3 separate regions of the Mus musculus genome follow, and regions 2 and 3 are each linked to region 1. The links are chromatin loops, found by intact Hi-C in ENCODE. Cell type or tissue: heart. All regions are shown on one strand. Links, peaks and the distances in the headings refer to the core of each region. The heading gives the core; the rest is flanking DNA.

Region 1 (7,728 bases), core at 1,789-6,788:
CAATCCTTGTGAAAAGCACAATGATTTTCGTTTTGCAGAAATAGAAATGTCTACTCTGGAGTGCTTAAGGGTCACTGAAGGACCTTGAATAACTGAAGCAGTTTTGAACGTGAACAACCTTCAAGGTCTCACATTCCCTAATTCCAAAACTCGTTTCAAAGTTGAAGTCATCAAAACTGCATGGTAGTGGCATAAAGACAGAAATGTAACCCAATGGAATAGTACGGAGAATCCAGAAATAAATCCCTGGCTATATGGTCAAATGATCCTCAACAGATGTGCCAAGACCAGTCAATAAGAAAGCATCTCTAGTCAACAATTGGAGCTGGGAAAACCCATGTCCCAAGACAAGACAATGATATTGGCATCTGGTGAGATGGCTCAGGGGAAAAGGCACTTGCCACCAAACCTGCCAACCTGAGTTCTATGATTCACATAAGTTGTCCTGGAACCTTCATATGTGCGCTGTGGACACACATATGCCACCCAACAATGTAAATGATTAAATTAATTAATAAAATATGAAATTGGATCCTTACCCAATAAGCAAAAAGTAACTCAAAATGAATAAGGGAAAAGATTTATGACATTAAACTGGGCCATGATCTTTAGGATAATGACACCAAATACAAAAGTGTCAACAACCAATTACTGGAGCTACATCAAACTTTAGAAACTTCTGTGCACCGAAGGATGGCACAATCTGCAGAGCAAACACAATGCACACGAGGAAGCTCTGCCCTAGCAGAGCAGTCTGTTCCCAGCAGCTCACAGGCACATGCCCACGAGGTGAGGTGTGTACTGAAAGAAACCAGCTCAGGGGACAGGATGGAGTGGGAGAAAGGACTACTCTCCATGGAGGGGTGAGGAAGCCTTCTCCAGTCCCAGTCTCTCACTCCCTCCACCAGAGTCCTACATCCATAGACCATGTCCACCTGGATAACCAAGGAACATCTCGTCCTCTGCATCTTTATTTCTGATCACCAGCCCTCACACATGTCCTTGCTGCTGCCCTGTTTCCCTGAAGATGGCAGCCTCGCTTGCCCAGTTGCTAATTCAAAGCCATGGAGTCACCCACTGTGCTTGAGCAAGTCTACTCCATCTGGTAATAAGGATCCTCTGTGATGAATTCAGTGAGCTTCTGAATTTTAATAAAGCCATGCAATCTATGAGATTTAGTTAGGGCATCCCAAGCTGATAAAGGCAAAGGCACAGCTATGTAGACTCAATCTTGGTCTGTTGTTCTGGGATTCTTAGCAGCTCTAATACCATGACTCTTTCAGTTGTCAGAGCCACACTTTTCTTAGGGTTGGACTTAGGTCAGCAGCTTCCAAAGGCATTGAATGTCTAACAGTCACTCTACTTTCAAGCTCTGCCACATTACAAGAGTGTAACTGGAAGAATGCAGCACATTTCCCTTGTCTACAGTGGGCTCACAATGAACGATGCTCACTGTATGGAGAAGAACAAATGCTGTAAAGTCCAAGGACAGACGGAGGCTCTTTAAAACAAAAGTCCTCCTGTGTATGTACGTATGTCCACGCGAATCTGTGTGCCTGAGTGCAGGTATGAGTTTGTCTCTGTGAGCCCGTTATAAACCACAGGGGTTTGTCCTCTCCTTCCACCTTGTTGGCAACAGGGTCTCTTGGTCGTTTGCCTGTGTGTGTGCCAGGCTAGCTGGATGGTAAGCATTGAGGGATTCTCCTGCCTCCACCTCCCATAGGAGGTGTTGACATAGGGGTAGTGGGGTTACAGATATGTGATACTATGCATGGCTTTTACACAGGTTCTGGGGACTTGAACTTGAGTTTTCACACTTGCAAGGCCAAGAGCTTTTCCCACTGAGCCACCTCCCCCAGCCCCCAGCCCCCAGCTTCCTGGAAGTTCGTGTGCAGGGGACGGGTGTCAGTGGGGTAAAGGGTGAGTGGCATCACCTCTGTTCTTCAGTCGGGTTCCTCTTCTGCTTCGTGTCTCCTCTGTGCCACTCCCCTTTGAATTCTGACATGTCTGACATTACTCATGCCTTTTCTACTTCACTTCCTACTAGCCACCTTTCCTGGTTATAGAGAAGCCCCCAAACGCTCTGTCTTGGCTTCTAGTCTGATGCTACCCTAAAAAATTGTACCACAGAGTTGCAGTAAAGTGGGTGAAGCTCCCTTCAAGAAGGGCTTCCAAAACTCAACCTCTGTGTGTTACTATATTCCCTTTAGCTTTGTCCTATCCAGGCAGCCTTGCTCCTGGTCATACATTAAAAACAATGCTCCAAATCAAGCCTCATGCTGCTCAGTGCTGAGCTTGTGGTTGGCAGTTAATAACTACCAGCCAAATAAACCAAGATACTCACTCCGGGGCCCCCGCCGGGCTGTCAAGCTCAGGAGGTTGGTCTCGGGCTCTTCCTCCACCACTTCCTGCTGCCCACCATCTTGGAATTTGTCTGACACCATTTCCTCAGGGGGAGAGGCGGGTGGCTGTGAATAGATCAGAGGTTTCTGAGACATCAGGAGTTTAGTTGGCTCAGTTCCTTTTAAGAAGTGGTGGGTACCTTAGAAGGGATGGGCCCTAGTACCATCCACGTTATAGACTGTGGTTTCTTGCTCAGATCAGCCTGAGCTGCTACTAACGGTCTTCCCACCATAGTGTTGAGACATCCCCAAATAAGACGATAATTTCCAAAACTTTAAGCTATGTAGGAATCACAGGAGAACACTTCATCTCCAGCTCCAGATCGACAGGAAAGAACTGTTCAAGCTTCTCTGGCTAATCTGGGCTGATTCTGTTTCCACACTAGGTGCACCTGAGGACAGTCTATAGTATCTTCATCAAAGTCTTGAGGAAGCAGGGGTGGTATGGATGTCTGTGTGGCCAGACCGAATAAAGCTCACAGCCAATTCAGCCTGGCTGTGAACTCTGGGCAAGCCTGTAACCACTTACTCTGTAAAAGCATTGCCATGAATGGGGAACCATACTCTGTCTGTCTGTCTGTCTGTCTGTCTCTCTCTCTCTCTGAACTCATTGTTATACACAAAGAATTGCAGCATAGAAATTCAGATGGAAATAGATTAGATGACTCTAAAGGATGTGAACATCTGAATAAAAACCCTGGTCGGCATCAAGGCTCTAGAGCAGGCTAAATGAACGGGAGTGTGCCTGTTCATTTCGGGTTTCTGAAACTCAGCCACTGAATTGTTACATCCCTCCTGTGGCTTTCTCCTACTAGGTCCTGGATGCCAGGCAGCTTTATTTGGTCGCTCTCTGTTCACTCTGTGATTCAAAGACACTTTTTATCTGACATCTCAGGGTCCCCTGCCCAGGGTTGCAGAGCAACAAACAGGCTGAACTGGTAAGAATGGGTAAAAACTTCAGGCACGTGGCCAGAGAGTGGCCCCATGGCGCTGCTGCAGCTCCCGTCTGTCCCCAGCGCACTTCCCCAGGCTGCATTCAGCCTGCAGGAAAGGTAGAAGGGTCCTTTTCTCCCCTCTTTCCCTGGGAAGCAGGAAGTGTGCTGCAAGGAGCTGGAATGGGGGTGGGGGTGGGGGTGGGGTGTCCCCTTCTTTTCCAGTGCTCTCTCCACCGCCCAGGTCTGTTTGCCCTCAGCCGGCAGTCTAGTCTCGTCTTATGACTGCTAATTCAAAATGGCGCTTCCTTTCCTTCCCTCCCAGGCTGGCTTAATGATTACTCCAGGCGAGTCCATAACAAGCCCCTTTCTTGTCTTTCTTCTCCAGGAGAGCAGCTCTTTAATAAGGGAACTGAGTTACCTTACAGGGATGTTTCCAGCGGAGGAATGGAACTCCTGCAGAGAGGTGGGGGAACAGGGGCTGCAGGCTGGGGAGACAGGAGTTAATCTTTGGCTGAAAATTTGGGACTCGGGATAGGAGAAAGAGGGAGTCTCTTAAGATTTGTTATCCTGCACTGCCATCTACCGCCCACCATAGTCTATGGCCATCAGTGGCAATACTCAAATTAGCTGCTTTCCTTTTTCCTAGACTTGAAGAGACAGGATAACACAGAGAAGGAAAGAAAAGAAGAAAGAAAGGAGGGAGGGAGGGAGGGAGGGAGGAAGGGGGGGAGGGAGGAAGGGAGGAAGGAAGGAAGGAAGGAAGGAAGGAAGGAAGGAAGGAAGGAAGGAAGGAAGAAAGAAAGGAAGAAAGAAAGAAAGAAAGAAAGAAGGAAAGGAGGGAGGGAGGGAGGGAGGAAGGAAGAAAGGAAGAAAGAAAGAGAGAGAGAGAAAGAAAGAAAGGAAAGGAGGGAGGGAAGAAGGAAGCAAGAAAGAGAGGAGAGAGAGGAAGCAAGCTCTTAATACTGGTCATAGCTTTATTCTGAGTACCATCTCTATAAGCCCGACAACCAGCATCTCACATTAGACACATCCCTGCCCCACAGCTTCCAGGAGTAAGCCCAAAGAGGGATGTTTTCTGCTGGGCCATAATAGTTAAGTTTCTATTGCTGTGACCAAAAGCAACTTGAAGAGAAAAGGGCTTTTTTCATCTTACACATCTAGGTAATAGATCATCACAGAGGGAAGTCAAGATGGGAATTCATTGCAGGAACCCAAAGGCAGGAACTGAAGGAGAGATTGTGGAGGGAGTGGTACTGCTTACTGTATTGCTGCCAGGCTCTTGATCACCTGCCTTTACTATACAGACACTGCCCACAGTGGACCAGACCCTTCTACATCAATTATTAAACAAGCAAAGGCTCCACAGATATCCCACGAGTGTCAGACTGACAGCCAAGATTAGCCATCACAGGTGTATCCTGTGTGGCTCCCCAGAGGTGAGCGCAGGCCGTCTGTCCATCAGTGATGTGGATCAGTAACACTCTGCCCGGACAGACACAGGTTCTCATCACCTCTCACCTTTTTCTTTCTCTGCTGTCTTCGCACCTTTGAATTCTTCTTCCGTCTTCCCGCCTCTGTGTCCACACCATCTCCAGTGAAGTCCTTTGTCAAAAGGAAAAGAGAAGAAAAGACTCTTGAGGTATCGAGTTCCTCCCTGACATCAGTTCTCACCACCACAGAGTTAGCAAAGGGACAGAAAACAAAATCTAAGTGGCCACCTACCCGCCACTCTTCTCAGAATAGGTACGCTCTAGCCAACTTCTCCTCTAACTGAAATAAGTGGGATGGGATGGTACTAAGGCTCCTATTTTTATTGTTACAAGTGCTCATTCATACTTTCAACATTTATTGAGCACCTACTGTGTACCAGGTCCTGATGTTATAGGGCAATACACTGTGGTCCCCACTCTCATTAAGAAAGGTGAGTATTGAGTGAAGCTTCCAGGACAGATGGAGAAGTGGGGACCGGCATGGACTCACGTGTGGGATTTCATTTACTGCTTTCTAAGTTGAGTAGCAGGTAAAGGAAAAAGGAAAGAATAGTGTAAGTTGAATTAGCAGGAAAAGTTCAACTCACAGGGAATGTTGGCAGATCTCTTTGGACAGGTAAAAGGCCAATGAAGGTCGCATTCTTCTTTTCACGTTATGCATTGTACATCTGATACCGAAGATATTAGAGCTAATATCTCTGACGTGCTCAAACCTTGACATTTTGAGTTATGAAATTTTGCAAATAGGGGCATCGGCACTTTTGAGTGAATGAGACACTTTAAATTTGCTGGCTGTGTATTACACACCTGTGATCCCTGCACCCAGGAGCTAAGGCAGCGAGCCTGGGCCACCCAGAAAGTTCAAGGGCAGCCTGAGTTCCAAAGTGAGACAATCTCAACAACAAGTTCATCGATTCTCCTACTGCCTCACTAAATCCACTGAAGCAGAATTGGAATGCAGAACTTGGATGTTAGTGTAGAAACCTTGTGTTGTGGCTGATCCACGTTCTCCTATCTCCCCATTCCCCCTCCTCCTTAGCTATTGGGATTAGGACATGGAGGTCACTTCCAGAGGAGGGAGCTGAGATCCCAGCCAGAGAATGGGTGTGGCTTAGCTTTTGTTTTTGTGATGAGCTCTGTCTAACAGGAGTACTGAGTAGAGGCCCCATCCTAACTCCTTTCCCCAGACTTGCTAGCAAAGGACTGTTGTAGGTTAGAGATCATCAAGAGGATGATGCCCAAGAGGACGAGCATGGCTCGGAGTCCAATTGTTAGTTTTCTTGGGCTTTGGACAAGCTTCTGAGACATCTAAGCCATCCTTGGTTTTCAAGTACTGTCCTAATCCTCAGTCCGTGGGGAAGTAAGTGTCCATAATAGTTATGGAAGGATGGAATGCAAGCTCAAAGTCATAGGGCTCTCTTCACTACTAGATCACCAGAGACTATTTAAGTGAATGAATGACAGACAGAGGTGTGTGTGGCTTACAATGACCTGTCAGCTTGCTTAAAGTGAATCTGTGTGACTTTATAAAGGGTGCCACCAGGGGTTAAAGAGACAGTTCATTGGTTAAGAGCACTGGCTGCTGTTCCAGAGACCCAGGTTCAATCCCCAGCATCTACCTGGTGCTCATAACTGTCTGTGACTCTAGTTCCAGGCAACTGGACACCCTCATACAGACATACATGCAGGTTAAACAGCAAAACACATGAAGCAAAAATAAACTAAAAAAAAAAAAAAGTGTCCCCGGGCTTTGTTTCTTGTGGTCTCAAACCCCTGAGCCTTAATCCAAGTGGGAGTAAGGGTTTGAAGGGCCTCTTGGGCCTCTGCTGAGTGGGCACAGTCTCCACTGTAGGTGGCTTCCCTTATCTGGTCAGAAATGGCGAGACTCCAGGAACAGGATTTCCTTCATAACCTCAGGTTGTCAGACATGATTAGATTTATTAGAATTGGTGTTCTCAGAGCTGGGCCCAGTAGCATACAGCGAGAGCTGCTGTGTGCTGGATTCATGGAATGGTGACGCAAGTCCCCGAGCATCCAGGTAGAGATTAGACGCCGGGGTGCCTGCAGGCTTGCTTCCTTCTTTACCAAAGGCAGATAAAGAACGTGTGTGGGTTCTGATAGTTGTTAAATTCAACAAACAGATTGGCCTAAAGGTGCCTCTGTCCTTGTCACATGTGACAAATGATAATGAACTGATACATGAAAATGATAATGAACACAAGTATGCAAATGAACTGAAATCTAGATGGGTGTGTATTTTGCTAACAAGTACTTCTGTCTTAGAGAATCCTATCAGTCAATCACAGGGCAGGAAATGATCACACATATTTAAATCAAACAGCCCTAGTTAAATGTTGTCCTTTATAAGAGCTACCTTGGTCATAGTGTCTGTTCACAGCAGCAAAATCCTAACCGAGCAGTCAGGCAAGCTTTTCTAGGCCCTGACCTGTGTTTTCACCCTTAGTGTACCTGCCACTGTCTGATTGTGCTAAATTTAAGTTATCTGGAGCATTGCTTTTTTTGTGTGTGTGCACATTTTATGTTCATTTTAGAAGCATCGCTTTTAACACATGGAGCAAATGCCTGTTGCTAGACAGAGCTTGCTCACTCACAAGCAGCGACTTACCTCTGAAATTATTTTCATTTTTTCGTCGTTGGTATTCATCTTGTCCGTGATGGCTTCCTGACTGAGAACGAATGAGCAAGGAAGTGGTCAGGCATAGTGAAGTGAACAACGTCTCTCTTGCTCTCGATGGACAGAGCCTGGGAAGCTCACACCCGGGCCTGCTGAGCTGTTCCTCACAAGTATTGCAGACCACAGGAGCCAGCAGCGGAGGAGAAGAAAGAAGGAGGAGGAGAAGGAGGAGGAGAAGAAGTGCAGCCTGCTGGCCAGATGAACCT
Region 2 (7,728 bases), core at 1,318-6,317, 220 kb before region 1:
TCTGTCTCTCCACTAAGTACTCTCTCTTCTCCCTCTTTCCCCTGTTCTTCACATATTCACTCAGGGGAGTAGCTCTGGGCACTTAGGTGTCTTTTTCCTGGCTGCTCCAGGAAATAATGTTTTGTTTTGTTCGTTTATTGTTGTTATTGTTGTTGTTGTTTTGTTTTCTAATACTTTTTAAATTTCTCTATGTATTTGAATTTTTTTTACCTTGTAACAAATTAAAAATAATGTTAAGATCTAACTTTTAGGGGCAAAGTTCTACAGTAAGACATTTAAAATATCCTTTCCTTTTTCCAGCTAAAACTTTTCTTTCTTTAAAGACAGTTGAGCATGCCAAGTGATACTGGTTACCATCTTTATGATTCAAGGTGAGCACCCCCAAAATTGTTCTCATCCACCACTGTAATCCTGCAAAAATATGCTTCACAATTTTTACCTAAGCATGCCTCAAAAGTGTCTACTATCTTTTCTTCTTGAGCCTGCTGCTTGCAGCAACTCTTTCTCTGATCTTATTTCTCAGCTGTGCTTGTCTTTAGTTTGCAATCATCAAGATGCAAACTCTACTTTGGTTATAATAACAGAATTTATGAGTTTTGGGACTATGACACCTAACAGTACTGGGTAGTTTTGTTTTGTTTTGTTTTGTTTTGTTTTGTTTTGTTTTGTTTTGTTTTGTTTTGTTTTGTTTTGTTTAGTACTAGGAACTAAATACAGTATCACACATGCTAGGCAAGTGCTCTACCACTGAGATGCACCTTCTGCTTGACTCTGTTTAAGTGTCCAGGTAAATAGTCAGGATGTTTGTAACTCATCCGTATTAACACCCCACCCCTCCTTTACCCAGTCCCTGGCTACCACAATTCTTTCTATTTCCTTCAATCTGATAGGCATCTCACAAACCTGGAATCTTTGTAAATGGCTAATTTTACTTAGCATGATGTTCCCAGCTATATTACATCTTAATTAGGGTCGCTCCTGCTATGATCAGGTTACATCATGACCAAAGCAGCTGATAGAAGAAAGCTTTTAATTGGGAGCTTGCTTAGGGTTTCAGAGGGAGAGTCTCAGAGGACAGAGAGCATCACGCTGGAGCAGTAACTAAGAATGCACATTCTAATCTGCAAGGAGCGGGTGGTGGGGGTGTGTTTGTGGGGGGGAGTCTGAGTCTGGCATGGACTTTTGAAACATTAAAACCCACTCCCAGGGACACGCCTCCAATAAGGCCACACTTCCCAGTCATTCCTAAATAGTTCAACTGGAAACCAAAAATTCACATATTTGAGCCTGTGGGGGTCATTCCCATTCAAACCTCCACGTATGTATTAAATTTCCTCCCTTTTAAAGGCTGAACAACATTTCACTGTATAACAGTATCGCTTTGTCTGACCATCAGTCAATGTGCATGTAGGCTGTCTCATTCCTCTGTTGCATATTTTCCAGGGGGGTTGCCATAAGTCTTACATGTCTAGGATGCTATCAAATAAACCGTTTCTGTCCTCGGTGTCCATCCCTCATCCTGAAGCCCAAGGATGTGAAAGGAAGGAGGACTACAGACCTTTTACAATGAACTTTTCTTTTCCAACTTTAAAATATGTCCTTGTTAAGTCACACACAAACCACAGAGGGATGCCAGGCCCAGACTTTGCCAGTAAGGTCAAGGAGAAAGGAAATGAAAGATCTCAAACAAAATGAAAAACAGATGGTGCACTCTACTAAGGTCCCTGAGTTCCCCCTTTCTTTCCTGCGTAAGGTGTATGCTTTTTAGATCAGAACAGAAGCTAAAGTCATCTGATTCTTTGTGTTGCCAGAAGAAAAAAGATTTCATTTTCTTTTCCCAGAATTCTTCACTTTGTTTGAATTTTCTGAACGTCATACTTTACAGATTTTGAATACATTTTCTGGAACTGATGCTATAAGTATAATATACTCAAGGGCATCCTGCTAAGTGCCTAGAGAAATAAGGTTTTGTTTGGTCCCTAGCATCCAGATGATAAGGAGACTGAGACAGTTCCCTGCTTTCGTTCTTTTCATCTCTCTCCAGAGTAAGAGAGCTGGTAGCAAAGCTAGTTGCCTTAGCTCCTCCTCCCCAGGACAGGAAATGGACAGGGGTTTTCGTGGAGATGCTGGGAGATGAAGGACAAACAGCTCTGGATTCAGAGAGCACAAACAATGTGACCTCATACCCGATCCTCATCTGAAGTCTCTTCAATTCACCACAAGCAGTTTGACACAACACCAACATCAGATAAAGCAATGGTAGATTGCAATGTGAATACAGACAAAAACAAAACAAAAAGAAATCACAAACATGAAGAAATGATGCCGAATCCTTCCTTGTACCTGGCTGATTGAAGTGATTGCTGCATCTTAACTATCCAAACCTAGGCCTTCATCTTGTTTCCAGCCCGGTAGAGAAAAATTTTTCAAGATTTCATATCAGAGAATTAGACTCATCCTGTTGATTCCATGACACTGTTCAAGTAAAGCCAGCTTCCTTGAACCTTCCCTTAAACTCTTAAAACCAAGCCAACTCCCCCCTCCACGAACCTTTGCTGTGAATGTTTCCTTCTTACAGAGAGCAACAAACCCAACCCACACAATTATAGGATGCTCCCAGTGGTCCTAGGTTATGCTCTAAAGCAGGTGGTTCTCAACCTTCCTAGTGCTGCGACCCTTTACGACCCTTTAATACAGTTTCTCGTGTTATGGTGATCCCCAACTATAAAATAATTTGTTGCTACTTCATAACTAATTTTGTTATTAATATGAATCATAATATAAATATCAAATATGCAGAACATCTGATATGGGACCTCTGTGAAAGGGTTGTTCCCCAGAAAAGGGATTGAGACCACAAGTTGAGAACCACTGGTCTAGACATTAATGAGCAATCTTGGGATACAAAAGAATCCAAAGGCCCATGACAATTGAGATGCCTTCATAAGTATGTGCATTGGACAGAAGTTTCATAAGAAGCCCCTCTTAGCCTCTTGACTTGCTGAAACAAAGACTTTCCTGGTGAAGAAGAATCTTAGTCTGAGGGCAGGTTTTTTCCTTGTTTTCCAAAATGGAGTCCTACAGTTTTTGGTATAGAGTAAGTTAGCCCACATGTCAAGACTAGAGGTCAACGCGTGCATCCTCTTTTCTACTCCTCTGCTCCTGCCAACAGAGCTTCACTTGTTCTGTTCCCACCACTCACTACCTCTCATGCCTTCCCTTTCCTCTGAGTTTTTCAAGGTTGGCTGACTCCAGGTGAGCAAAGGCAGAAAACAGCAACAGAGGAAAGGTCAGACAGTTGTGACCGTGCCATAATGTTCCTGTGAGTGGAACACTGCCCAAGATACCAATGACTCATGCTCACATCAAAAGCTCACACCAGCCAGCAGAGGACTCTATGTCTCTTACTTAGAAGTAAAGAAGCTCAGAGCAGCTTAGCCTTGTCCAAGGCCAACTAGCTAGCTCCAGAACTGCCTTGCAGGCCAGATGTTGTTGTCTTTGCTAGACAATGTTGCCCCCTACAGGAAAATCCAAACTTTGCACCTATGTTTCTAATAGAGTTGCTTCTAGAAGAAAAAAAAGTGATTCATATGATTCTAGGTCTCAGGAGATGTTCAAGATTAGTACTGAACGGTCATGCCTAGATGCTAGAATAATATCATCAGGGAAGGAAAAGGTAAGGTCTTGTAATGAGGGGAAACATATATATGATTGTTAAATCCAGTTGTTATTATTATTAAATTTTCTCTCATATATTATATCCCCTCTCTCCTCTTCTTCCAGGCCTTTCCACCACCCCCTTCCACTTCTCCTCCATTTCCCTTCAGAAGAGAGCAGGCCTCCCAGAGACATCAACCAAACATGGCATATCAAGTTACAATAAGACTAAGGACCTCTCCTCAAATTAAGGCTGGATGAGGTGACCCAGTGGGAGGAAAAGGGTCCCCAAAGCTTGCAAAAAAAAAAAAAAGTCATAGACAAGTCCTGCTCCCACTGCTAGGAGTCCCACAAGAAGATCAGGCTATATAACCATAACTATATGCCAAGGGCCTAGGTTAGACCCATGCAGGCTCCCTGATCACTGGTTCAGTCTCTGTGAGCTCCTACTGGCCCAGGTTAGTTGATTCTGTTAGTTTTGTGGTGTCCTTGTCCCCTCGGACTCTTACAATCTTCCTCCCCCTCTTCTACAGGATTCCCTGAGCTCTGCCTAATGTTAGGTTGTGAGCCTCTGCATCTGTTTCCATAGCTACTTACTGGATGGAGCCTCTCTCCTTCATACAAGTATAGCAGAATATCATAGAATATCATTTTTTGCTTTTTTCCTGGTTATGTCTGTCTCTTGGTCATCCAGCCTTCGGGTTTTGGCCCTCTAGGCAGTGTCAGGGCTGGGCTCCCTCTCATGGCATAGGTCTGAAGCTAGACCAATCATTGGTTGGCCACTTCTACAATTTCTGTGCCACCTCTACCCAACACATCTTGTAGGCAAGAATTGTAGGTCAAATGCTGGGTTGGTGGTCCAATCTCTCCACTGGAAGTCTTGCCTGGTTACAGGAGATGATTGATTCAGGTTCCATATCTTCCCTTATTAGAAGTCTAGGGTCACTCTTGTAGATTTGTGGGAGTTTCCATTGTACTATGTTTCTATCTCACCCCCCCCCAAATGCACCCCAATTTCAGTTGTCTCTCCAGGTTCCCTCTCCCTTCATCTTCACCCTGACCTAATCCTGTTCCCATACTTACCCATCTCCAGCTCACCTTTGATATCTATTCTATTTCTCCTTCCCAGGGAGATTCATGAGTCACCCCTTGAGCCCTCCTTATTACTTAGCCTCTCTAGTTTTGTGGATTGTAGCATGATTATTCTTTATTTTACAACTATGTACAAGCCAGTACATACTATATATGTCTTTCTGGGTCTGTAAACCCAGTTTTTATATTGACAGCTTTCACTGGGTTTTAGAATGTCACTGCCACCACTCCCATAAGAACCACATTTCTACCTTTATAATGTGCCACTCCTGTGGAAGGCTCCCAAACCCTAAATTTTACCATTCCTTCAACACATCTGGCTCTTAAGATAAGGATTCACAGTCTATGAACTTTCCAGCTAGCTGGTCTACCAGGTCAAGCTGTCTCTGCAGGGACTAGCTTGAGTCTTGAATTTGAGGCCACTACAGCCTATATTTAAAGTAGAGACTGCCACCTTGTGGGAGAAATGGGTGATCAGTGAGATGCAAAGAAGCGATGAGGATTTTCTAAGCAGGGTCTTTATATAAGAAAATTCTTGAGGTTGAAGGTGTCCCTAGAAAGAGCTAAATCACAAATTTGAAAAACAGTAAGAGAGGGGAAAGGGGGGCAGGATCAGGTGTGGGAGAAGAGGGGGGAGATGTACAGAGGGTCTGGAAATTGAACAAAGGTGTGTAGCAATGGGAGATAGGAAACTAGGCGTAACCAACAGAAAGTCCCAGACACCATGAAAGCAAGAGGCTCCCAGGACCTGACAGGGAAGATATTAGCTGAAATACCCAACAAAGGGGAGAGAGAACCTGTAGAGACCATATCAAGAGGTGAGGAATGGCCCCTGGTTGACAGATGGGGCCACCTACCCTTCTCAAAAATTTTAACCCAGAATTGCCCTTGTCTAAAGGAAATACAGGGACAAAGAGTGGAGCAGAGATAGAAGGAAAGGCCACCAAGAGACTGCCCCACCTGGGGATCCATCCCATATGCAGCCCCCAAACCCAGACACTATTGCTGATGCTTGCTGACAGGAACCTGATATAGCTGTCTCCTGAGAGGCTCTGCCAGAGCCTTCCCAATGCTTGCAGCCAACTGAGCACAGGTTCCCCAGTGAAGGAGTTAGGGGAAGGACGGAAGGAGCTGAAGGGTTTGCAACACCATAGGAAGAGCAACAATACCAGCTAACCAGATCCCCCAGAGCTTCCAGGGACTAAACCACCAACCAAAGAGTACACCTGGGGGGACCCAGAGCTCTACCTGCATATGTAGCAGAGGATGGTCTTATCTGGCATCAATAGGAGGAGAGGCCTTTGGTCCTATGAAACCTTGATGCTCCAGCAAAGGGGAATGCTAGGGCAGTGAGGCAGGAGTGGGTTGGTGGGTTGGGAGTACCCTCATAGAAGCAGGAGGGAGAGGTGGTTTAGAGAGGAAAAAAGGAAGAGGGATAACATTTGAAATGTAAATAAATAAAATAACTAATAAAAATTTTTTAAAAAGAAAAAGAAAAACGTTTAGTTAAATTCTACCATGTGTTAGGTGCAGAGGGTAAAACTGAGAACAAGAAAAAAAACCTATGAAAGTTGTGGAACATACTAGAATATTACAATTTTGTGTGAAAATAGGGAGAAATGGCTAGGATAAGAGCTTTAGGGGTGGACAGCAAATGGTATTTAACAGTATATAAGGTGGGGACATTAGATGACATTGAACAAAGAATTGAAGGGAGACAGAGCCTTAGAGTAGTAACTTCCAATGGAGTAATGTTCTGGATAGAAGGCCCTAGCATCTGATGTGTTAACAAGAAACCATTTGGCTGGAGCAAAGCAAGTGAGAAGGAGATGATGGAAACAAAGAAAGAAAGGCAAATTTGACCTTCACCATGGACTTTTATCTATTGTGGCATTAGAGGCAACAGAACACTTTGTGCACAGGAAATAGGAGATATCAGAATGCCCTTCTTTGCAGGCTGTACTCTGAAGGAAGTAGGGACAAAAGCAGGTAGATCAGTATTCATGACACAAAGATCCGACTTTGAGCCATGGAGGAGGAAGGGAAGATATAAGTCAAGATAGGAAAAAAGTAGCCAAGAATGGTGGTGTACACCTTTAATCCTGTAAGGTGTGCCTGGTCTACAGAGCAAGTTCCGGGACAGCCAGGGCTACACAGAGAAACCCTGTCTTGAAAAATGAAGAAAGAGAGGAAAGAGGAGGAAGAAGAAGGAAGAAGAAGAGGATGGAGGAAGGGGAGGAGGAGGAGGAAGAAAGAGGAAGGAGGAGCAAAGAGAAGAAGGAGGAAGAGGAGGAGGAAGGAAAGAAGGACGGAGAGGAAGAAGGCAGAGGGGAGAAAAGAAAAAATAAGAAAAGGCGATAGATTCTGAGTTCACTGTGGATTTCTAGTGGACTGAGTATGTGTGAATATATGGTGTTAGAGAAATTATAGAGTCAGTAACTAGAAGGATGAATAGGCCATCAACTGGAAAAGCGCTTCCAGCAGAAGTCACCTTGACCATGGGTTCCATTTAGAATAGGGACTTGAAATGCCTGTAAGACACCCAAAGGAAGTAACAGAATAGGGTTGTGACAAGGACAAAGGAGAGATGGTGATGAGCTCATTAGAAGTACTGGAAGATGAAACATGGACAACAGCACAAAGCAAAAAGGAGGGTTGTGACAAATGCTAAGTGAACACAACATGTTACACTGAAGGAAGTGCTCTACAGTGACAGATCCTCCTGGTTCCCCAAGGAAGAGAAAGACTGAGACAAGACCTTTGAAGTATTGGGAAGGAAGTTGTGCCAAGATCTGCATGCTTTCCACATGTAATGGCATGGGTAGGGAGGATCTGCTTTTCTTCCATTTATGTCAAATACTGTAGCTTGAAAAAATTCATTTGGGAGAACACTGCCTTCACTTAAATATAGTACAAATATGCAATGGAGGAAGCGGCAGGTCCAAATCCATCTTCTGTGCCCTCGTTTTTCTTGGCCAG
Region 3 (7,728 bases), core at 1,318-6,317, 1.8 Mb before region 1:
GTCCACACATCTTCGCTTACAAATGTTCATTGCAACGAGTCAAGGTTTTTGGCTTCTGTGACATCATCAATATTGGATCCGCACTGGGACTCCTGGCTATCCGGTTGTTGCCCCGTGTAGTAGAGATGCAGAAACCTTTGGATCAGCAAGACTAGCCCTTTCACGCATCCCAACTCTTCATAGATGATACAGCTTTGGGGTAGTTCAACTCAGAGCCCTGCATCTGGGGCTGGGTTGTACCCAAGGTAGTCAGCTTTTGGGCTCTCCCTTATCCACAACACCAGGGCATGTTCTCCAGCACGGCCCCAGCTAGGTTACCCAATACTGGCAGAGTCAGTTCTAGAATTATTAATTTTTTTTAGTGTGTGTGTGTTTATCTGTCTGTCTATCAGAGTATATATTAAGTGAGTTCAGTGCCTTCAGGGGCCAGAAGAAGGCTCCAGATCCCCCAGGAGCCAGTGTTACAGAAGGGTGTGAGCAACTTGATGTGGATTCTGGGAATCGAACTTGAGTTCTCTGGAAAAGTCCCAAGTGCTCTTACCTGATGAGCCATCTCTCCCACTCCTGTGGAGGTTCCCTAAGTTTAGACACAAGTTGATCCCCAGTACTGTCTTCTGTTGGAGAAATATGATTTATTCAGTTTCTCCTCATTTAATTATTTGTCCTCAGTTATGTATTGTTCATTTTTCTTGCTGGCTGATGAACAATAGCAGACCTTATTTATCTGCACCCTGATGTTAATGAATACTGACTTATTGATTGACACTTTCTTTTACTTGTGAGTCTCAGGAGTGACAATGCCTGGTGACTACTGTGGGTCATGGTGTACTGAGGAGTCACTGTTCTAACTCCTCACCATTTACTCCATCCTCACGATGACCCTATTGAATAGGCATTGTTAGCTCCCATTTTACAGATGAGAAAACAGGTGCAATGAGGTACGACTATATATATGAATGACTGGTAAAACCTGCCCTACTAGGACAGTTTCACCTTCTCTCATTAGCCTTTCTGGGGTTTGTCCTTTGAGGAATCCTTTGGACTGTGGGACATCAAAGTGCTTTAAATCCACACATAAGTTTAAACAGCTGACAGGCAGCTCTACTGCTGTCTGCTGATCCAGGTGCTGGGGGACTCATCACAACCTAGGTTAAGGGCCAGGCTCTACTGCCCAGCACTGACCCAACTTGATAGTGGGATGTGTTGGCCCCCTGCCTCCCCTGCCTCCCTGTTTCTTTTCCTGGGTTTCCTGCCCTCAGACCTTCTATCTCAATTCAGTTCGCCTGCAACCTTTATCTTTCCTGTTCCTCTTTGGAGGGTGGTGGCAATGTAAACTATCTTAAAACTCTACAACTGTCTTTGTTAAGTTTGCTAATATTGAATTCCTGTCTCATCAGACTGCAAGATCTTGTCAGCAGAGAGTGCTTCATCAGTCATGTGGTGGTTCATAGCTGTTTAGTCTAGAAAGAGAGAGATCATGGGTCTGTAAATGACCCACAGGCTAGGCACTGGAGGCTCATGGTCTCCCTAATGAGCTTTCTGTTTAATCTCCTTGAATCTACAATAACCCTAGATAGCAGAACCTATTTCACACATGAGGAAGAAGGTAAGAGAGGTTAGGCTGCAGAGTCACATGGCTTTGGGAAGGAAGTACATCAATTTTGAGCTCTAGACTGATTCCCAAGAATCTTCTGTTGAATTACCAAGGAACCATGGACAAGTCTTCTGGGAGAATACAGGCTTGAGGGAATGCAGAAAGAGGAGGAAGACTCAGGTGGCAAAGACCACATCATAAAATGCACTTAGCTAGTAGTTTTATCTTGTAGTTTACAGGGCACACTGGACCACTGAAACCAAGTCCTTCAATGGAGGAATGGATTCAGAAAATTGCTACGCACACTCCAGTGAAGTTTGCTTGGCAGGCCGAGAGGCCTGGAAGCACTCATGAGGCAAAGAGTTTCACAGAAACTCACCTCCTGGAGCTTTGGCGTTCTCATTAACCCGTATACTCATACCCTATCCCCGTGTTAGTCTGGTGTATAGATCCACGTGCTCTCTTTTAGTATTATTTTATTATAAGTGCTTTTAAAGATTGAATTCTGACATAGTTAAGCCTTTGCCAGTGTTCCAATGTCCTAGAAAATGCTTGAAGCTGAGCTTGGAATCCGGTATGAATGCAGTAAGGAAGTTACCTATTCAGTAACTAATTAAGCATTACAAAAGACAGAACCAGCAGCTCAGAGCTGGTCTGCAGAGTATTTACTAAGGACAGTAGCAAATCTCACCCAAACAAGGGAATGCCATGAAAGAGCCAGGGAATCCCACTGAGATAGAAATCTTTAGTACTGGCTACATTGCATATTAGAAGCAAGTTGGTGAATTCTGACAAATGGAGATTCTCCACAGATACTTAAAAGTTACACTCACACAAGAAATTATCAGGGCCCAGGATAGGGGGGTTGTGGTATTGCAGTATTCATGAGGAGGTCTGCTAAAGTAGAACCCCTGGAGGTGGGCTTAACAATAGACTAGCTTTACACCTGGCTCCCTTCTCAGTGGCAGTGACCTGGTCCCTGCCTTCTTTTGATGTATACATTCATTTTGTATTATGTCACTGTAACTTGGTGGATTGTATCTCGTCTGGTTTCTTGCTATTCTTCTGTATAAAAAGTTTGATGCTTGACTTGACAAATTACATTCAGATTCTACACAATCTCCTGTGTTGATCTGTCTGTCATTCGCCAACTCCTTGCCCATCTGCACCCAGAGGGTCTGCGGCAGAAAATGTGGCACATTTACACAGTAGAGTACTACTCAGCTATTAAAAACAATGACTTCATGAAACTCTTAGGCAAATGGATAGAACTAGAAAATATCCTGAGTGAGGTAACCCAGTCACAAAAGGACACACATGGTATGCACCCACTGATAAGTGGATATTAGCCCAAAAGCTTGAAATACCCAAAATACAATTCACAGACCACATGCAGCTCAAGAAGAAGGAAGACCAAAGTGTTGATGCTTCGCTCCTCCTTAGAAGGGGGAACAAAATACTCACAGGAGGAAATATGGAGACAATGTGTGAAGGAAAAGCCATCCAGAGACTGCCCCACCTGGGAATCCATCCCACATACAGTTACCAAACCCAGACACTATTGTGGATGCCAAGAAGTGCTTGCTGACAGGAGCTTGATATAGCTGTCTCCTGAGAGGCTCTGCCAGAGCCTGACAAATACAGAGGTGAATGCTCAGAGCCAACCATTGGACTGAGCACCGGGTCTCCAATGGAGGAGTTAGAGAAGGGACCGAAAGAGCTGAAGAGGTTTGCAACCCCATAGGAAGAACAACAGTATCAATCAACTAGATCTCCCCAGAGCTCCCAGAGACTAAACCACCAACCAAAGAGTACACATGGAGGGACCCATGGCTCTAGCTGCATATGTAGCAGAGGATGGCCTTGTCAGGTATCAATAAGAGAAGAGGCCCTTGGTCCTGTGAAGTCTCAATGGCCCTGTGTAGGGGAATGCCAGGGCAGGGAGGCAGGCAGGAGTGGGTGGGTGGGTGGGGAACACCCTCATAGAAGCAGGGGGAGGTGGGGGCAGGGGTTTTTCTAGGGCAGAGAACTGGGAAAGGGGATAACATTTGAAATGTAAATAAAGAAAATATCCAATAAAAAGGAGAAGAAAAAAAGAAAAGAAAAGAAAAGAGCATTTTGAAGGCAGTATGCAGTTTGAAACAATTCCACAAGGGGGCAGGCGTCGGCAACAGATGCACATAGGTGCTGGGCAACTCCGTAAGGAACAAGGCTCCTTAGACTCAGACTCTGTGCAGACATAGGATGACAAGCCACCTGCCAGTGCTGGAGACCACTGCTGTGCATGCTGCCGCCTTCTTGTTCATGTACCTCCCCCTCCCTCATCCTTCATGTTTACTTCTTTCACCGAAATGAAAATTGGTTGACTACAGAGCAGACACTTCCTAAACCTCTCAAGGTAGGTGCTTCTAAATGAGCTGTTCACAGCCTGTGGGTGGCAGCCCATTCGGGGTTGCACATTAGGTATCCTGCACAACAGATATTTACACTATGATTCATAACAACAGAAAAATTACAATTGTGAAGTAGCAACGAAAATAATTTTATGGCTGGGGTCACCACAACAGGAGGATTTGTATTCAAGGGTCACAGCCACTGCTCTAAGCCATCGCTCGAGCAGGCCCTTAAAGTCCCTGAAAGAGAAACACAACACAGCACAGACAACGGGAGTAGCCTCCATGTTAGCACATATCTTAGCCCCAGGGAAAGACCTGGTCCCCTACTATTTGTATCAGCACCCCTGGTATAGGTTCTGTCACTCTCCATACTTAGAAAATGGTAAGTGACCCTAGCTTAGGCCCACTTAACATTTATTGAGTACTTACTATGTGTCAAGCTTGTGTCCACCCTGAGATTCTCGAGAAAAAAAAATTCAGTTCCACAATTTTGAACCAAATTTAAAGCAAGCTTTAATTAAATGCTGGCCAGGTAGAGGACTCTGGCCAGGTCTACTCCTGGGTTCCCAGGGAATGGCCACAAGTTACATTTTTCAAGGACTTAAAAAGGCAAAACCCACAATTCATTGCATTTCCCATTAGTTCCAAACCAGGGGCTAACATATATCCTGACATATTTTCCTGCCTATGTGACTTCTGCCTACATCCAATCAAATACATCTGGTATAAAAAAAATTAAGTAAACTTGTTCAGGGGAGTCAAAATGCATGGCTTGTTAATTCCCAAGAACTACAGCTTCCAGTATTCCAGAAAGTTATCTTGACCTTGCATAAGTGGGGCCTACAGGTAAACTCCGACTCTTACACTTGGTACTGGGAAATCTAGCAGAAATCTCTCCTCTACCTTCTCCTCTCTTCCCCTCCCCCTCCCCATCTTCCCCTCTATCTCCTATTTTATCATATGTGTAAGGACGCTTTGTGAAGTAATATCATACACTTAGATTCCAGGAATCAGGCCCCTTACATATTGGGGGCCTTATTTTATCTTACAGTAGACATGGATGAATATACAGGGACACCTCCAAGTAAAGGTTAGCAAATACTGCCTTATGTCACAGCTGCCTCCTTAAAGGCCTTTTTGGGACTCTGCACTCTTTTGGGACCTTTGTGGATAAGGTTTAGGCAGAGGAAGACTTCAGTATCTGAAAGTGAAATCACTTACTAGTAAGTGTAGGCCATGTCATGAGATCCCCTTTCGGGGAACTGGTGACCTGGAGTTAAACCTGGAAGTTAAGGGTGCAAAGAGCTGATCTGTCCACACGAAGGTTTGAGAAGACTTAGAGTAATGGCTGCACTCAGCTTTGCTGAGGTGGATCAAGGCTGTGCACACTTGGCATGCTCATGATTTATCCGGAGGGTTTCATTTTTGCCATGCAACTTTTCTGTTATTTGGAAATTTGTGTGTGTGTGTTCACGCACAGGCACATCATATGTGCTTCAAAGAAATGACGGACTCCTGCTGGCTAAAATTTTTCTTCCTGCTCCCCTCCTCTCCCCGGTTAAGGGAAGGCTGATTTCTCTATCTGTATCTTGAGTGACAGAGAGGAGCACCCATGGTGATAAGTGACACAGACACAGGCAAGCTGGAGAGCAAACCTGAGCCAAACATCGGGGGAGCCTGGGTCTTCCTCTCACTTTAACCCAGGAGTCCTTACCGTGACCCTTGGATCCACAAACACTATACATTGGCCTTGAAAGAGCCAGCTAGAATTCCAGTCAACTCTGCGTGGCTCCAAGGGAGTTCTGGAATTTGCAACACGTATGCTGGTGCCTGCTTCGGATCTGCTAATCTCAAGTCTTGCCAGGACTTCAGCATTGTATCAAGTTGATCCTTCAGGGTCAAGCTGGATAATTGTTCCCTGATGGTGGTTTGGTGTGGAGAATAGCTCTTGATGGGGTATCAAAGATCAACAAAACCAGACACTGAAGTGTTAAGGATGGATTCAGTCAGCAACAGGCTAGCATAATGGGTGAAAAACGGAACTTCATGCAGAGCTGGCTAGATATTTTCAAGGAAGGATGAAGGGGGAGGGGAATAGAGGGGGAGGGGCAGGAGAGTCTGGACAGTGACAGTTTATGAAGTGTGGGATGGAGGACTTGGTCTCTGTGCAACCTATCTAGGTTTGCTAACTGACACTTAATGAGGTCAGGCCCCTCCCTTTCACAGAGCGTGGGAGATGAGCCCTATCTTCAGAGACTCTTCCAAAAGGCAGCACACTCTTTTGGAAGCTTCTAGTTTCCTCTGGCAGGCACTGTAAGATGGCCGAGGGTGATATAGCCTTGAACTGTTAGGAACTATGGAAGTGAATTTTTTTTTTTCTCAAGTCTTTTTGTGCCAAGCTTGATAAACAGTCTGGAAAGAGTTCAGAACTTGGTTAAAATGTAGTTAGGGAGAGAATCTTGGTCAAGAGTATCTTCTATGCCATGACCAAGAGTGTTCCTTAGTATACCATTATGTCATGGTGGTACCAGGAGGCTTTGACATTAAGGTATCACTGCCAAGAAAAATACCCAAATCTATCTATCTATCTATCTATCTATCTATCTATCTATCTATCTATCTATCTATCTATCTATCCGTCCATCCATCTATCATCATCTGTCATCTTCTATCATCTCTTTTTCTATCAATGTATTTACCATATACCTGTCATCTATCATCTATCTCTAATATCTAATCCATATCATCTATGAGTTGATCTATATCTATTGTCTATGCCTCAAATCTGCACCATTTGTTATCTTTTTATCATTATTTATCAGGTATGCATGTATATATAAATTTGTGTATATGAATATATAATTGTATGTGTGTATAATTGTGAATGTGCGTATGATTGCATGCATATATGTATGAATGTATGTGTGTGATTGTATACATGTACGTATTGAACTATCCCTTGAAGAGCTTCTCTGAGCCTCTAATATGTGCATTGTAAATCTCTAAGAGGGAGGTTTTTTTGAGGTCACTGTCTAAAGAAGCTGTGCCTAGCACTGAGCAAGTATCCAGTTGTGTGTGTGGCATGAGCTAGTTAGTAGATGTCATGGATGATTGACTTCAGGAGGCTAAAGCGAGAAAGATGATTTCCCCCAGTTTATACAGTTTAGTATAACCTCAGCTATGGCAATGGTTACATGTATAATTATAACATTTGGGGTAAGCAGGAAAAGACACCCAGAGACTTGCCGCCTCCTGCATGGCATAGTAGGCCAAGACACACAGAGGCCCACATGCCACCATACCATGCAGTGTGGGCAGGAAAAAACTTCTCAGAGACTCACCCACTGCCATGCCACATGGGCAGACTGTAGGCATACAGAGACCTGCTTGCTGCCCTGCTAGATAGTATGGGCAGAGGAGGTCACCCAGAGGCCTACTGTGTGGCCCGCTGGCAGCGGGATTACTACATATACACGTGGGAGAGAAAGAGAAGCAGAGATTGAGCGTTCTGTTTTGAATAGCCAGAGTTGCTACCTGTGGCTGTGATGAAGTCCCAGCCAGTGCTGAGGGCCGTGTTTGGGTCTGTGGTCAGGCAGTGGCAGGGGTTGGTCCGTGGTTCATATTATTACTAGAGACATGGAGGCATCCCTGGTGTGAGCAGCCTGAAACCACATGGATGTCCAAGGACTGTGCAGAACTGGCCCTGGCCCGCTCTGGTACATACAGTACAACACTTAG

What was found. Peaks named below come from ENCODE experiments on the same cell type or tissue, not always from the same donor. Only the 100,000 strongest peaks of a DNase experiment are listed, where the experiment ranks them.
Region 2: a loop joins it to region 1, with 3 times the contacts of the local background. A loop is called at or near these places in 3 of 42 quality-filtered maps.
Region 3: it touches region 1 in a loop (4-fold over the local background); 5 of 42 quality-filtered maps call a loop at or near these places.

The regions. Positions count from the first base shown.
Region 1 is chr5:43,668,432-43,676,159 of GRCm38, reverse strand. Cc2d2a (coiled-coil and C2 domain containing 2A) reads right to left here. Exons shown (of 38, transcript NM_001359906.1): 3 at 7,454-7,514; 4 at 4,856-4,939; 5 at 2,345-2,468. The coding sequence starts at 7,492. It overlaps Gm35762 (a long non-coding RNA gene), which reads left to right and starts at 4,217. Exons shown (of 2, transcript XR_376931.3): 1 at 4,217-4,773; 2 at 4,933-7,728. In heart, for the core only: a CTCF peak has its summit at 3,912 (motif pointing left); a DNase peak (open chromatin) is centred at 3,759; H3K4me3 peaks cover 1,241 bases; H3K27ac peaks cover 1,565 bases.
Region 2 is chr5:43,890,042-43,897,769 of GRCm38, reverse strand. The region is part of intron 1 of Cd38 (CD38 antigen); the gene reads right to left. Among named protein-coding and RNA genes, the nearest start is that of Gm16015, 16 kb to the left of the region's middle. In heart, for the core only: CTCF peaks have their summits at 3,521 (motif pointing left) and 5,207 (motif pointing left); no DNase peak of the experiment used is centred there; H3K27me3 peaks cover 305 bases.
Region 3 is chr5:45,420,500-45,428,227 of GRCm38, reverse strand. D5Ertd615e (DNA segment, Chr 5, ERATO Doi 615, expressed) reads left to right here and starts at 3,828. Exons shown (of 6, transcript NR_131933.1): 1 at 3,828-3,992. In heart, for the core only: a CTCF peak has its summit at 3,736 (motif pointing right); no DNase peak of the experiment used is centred there.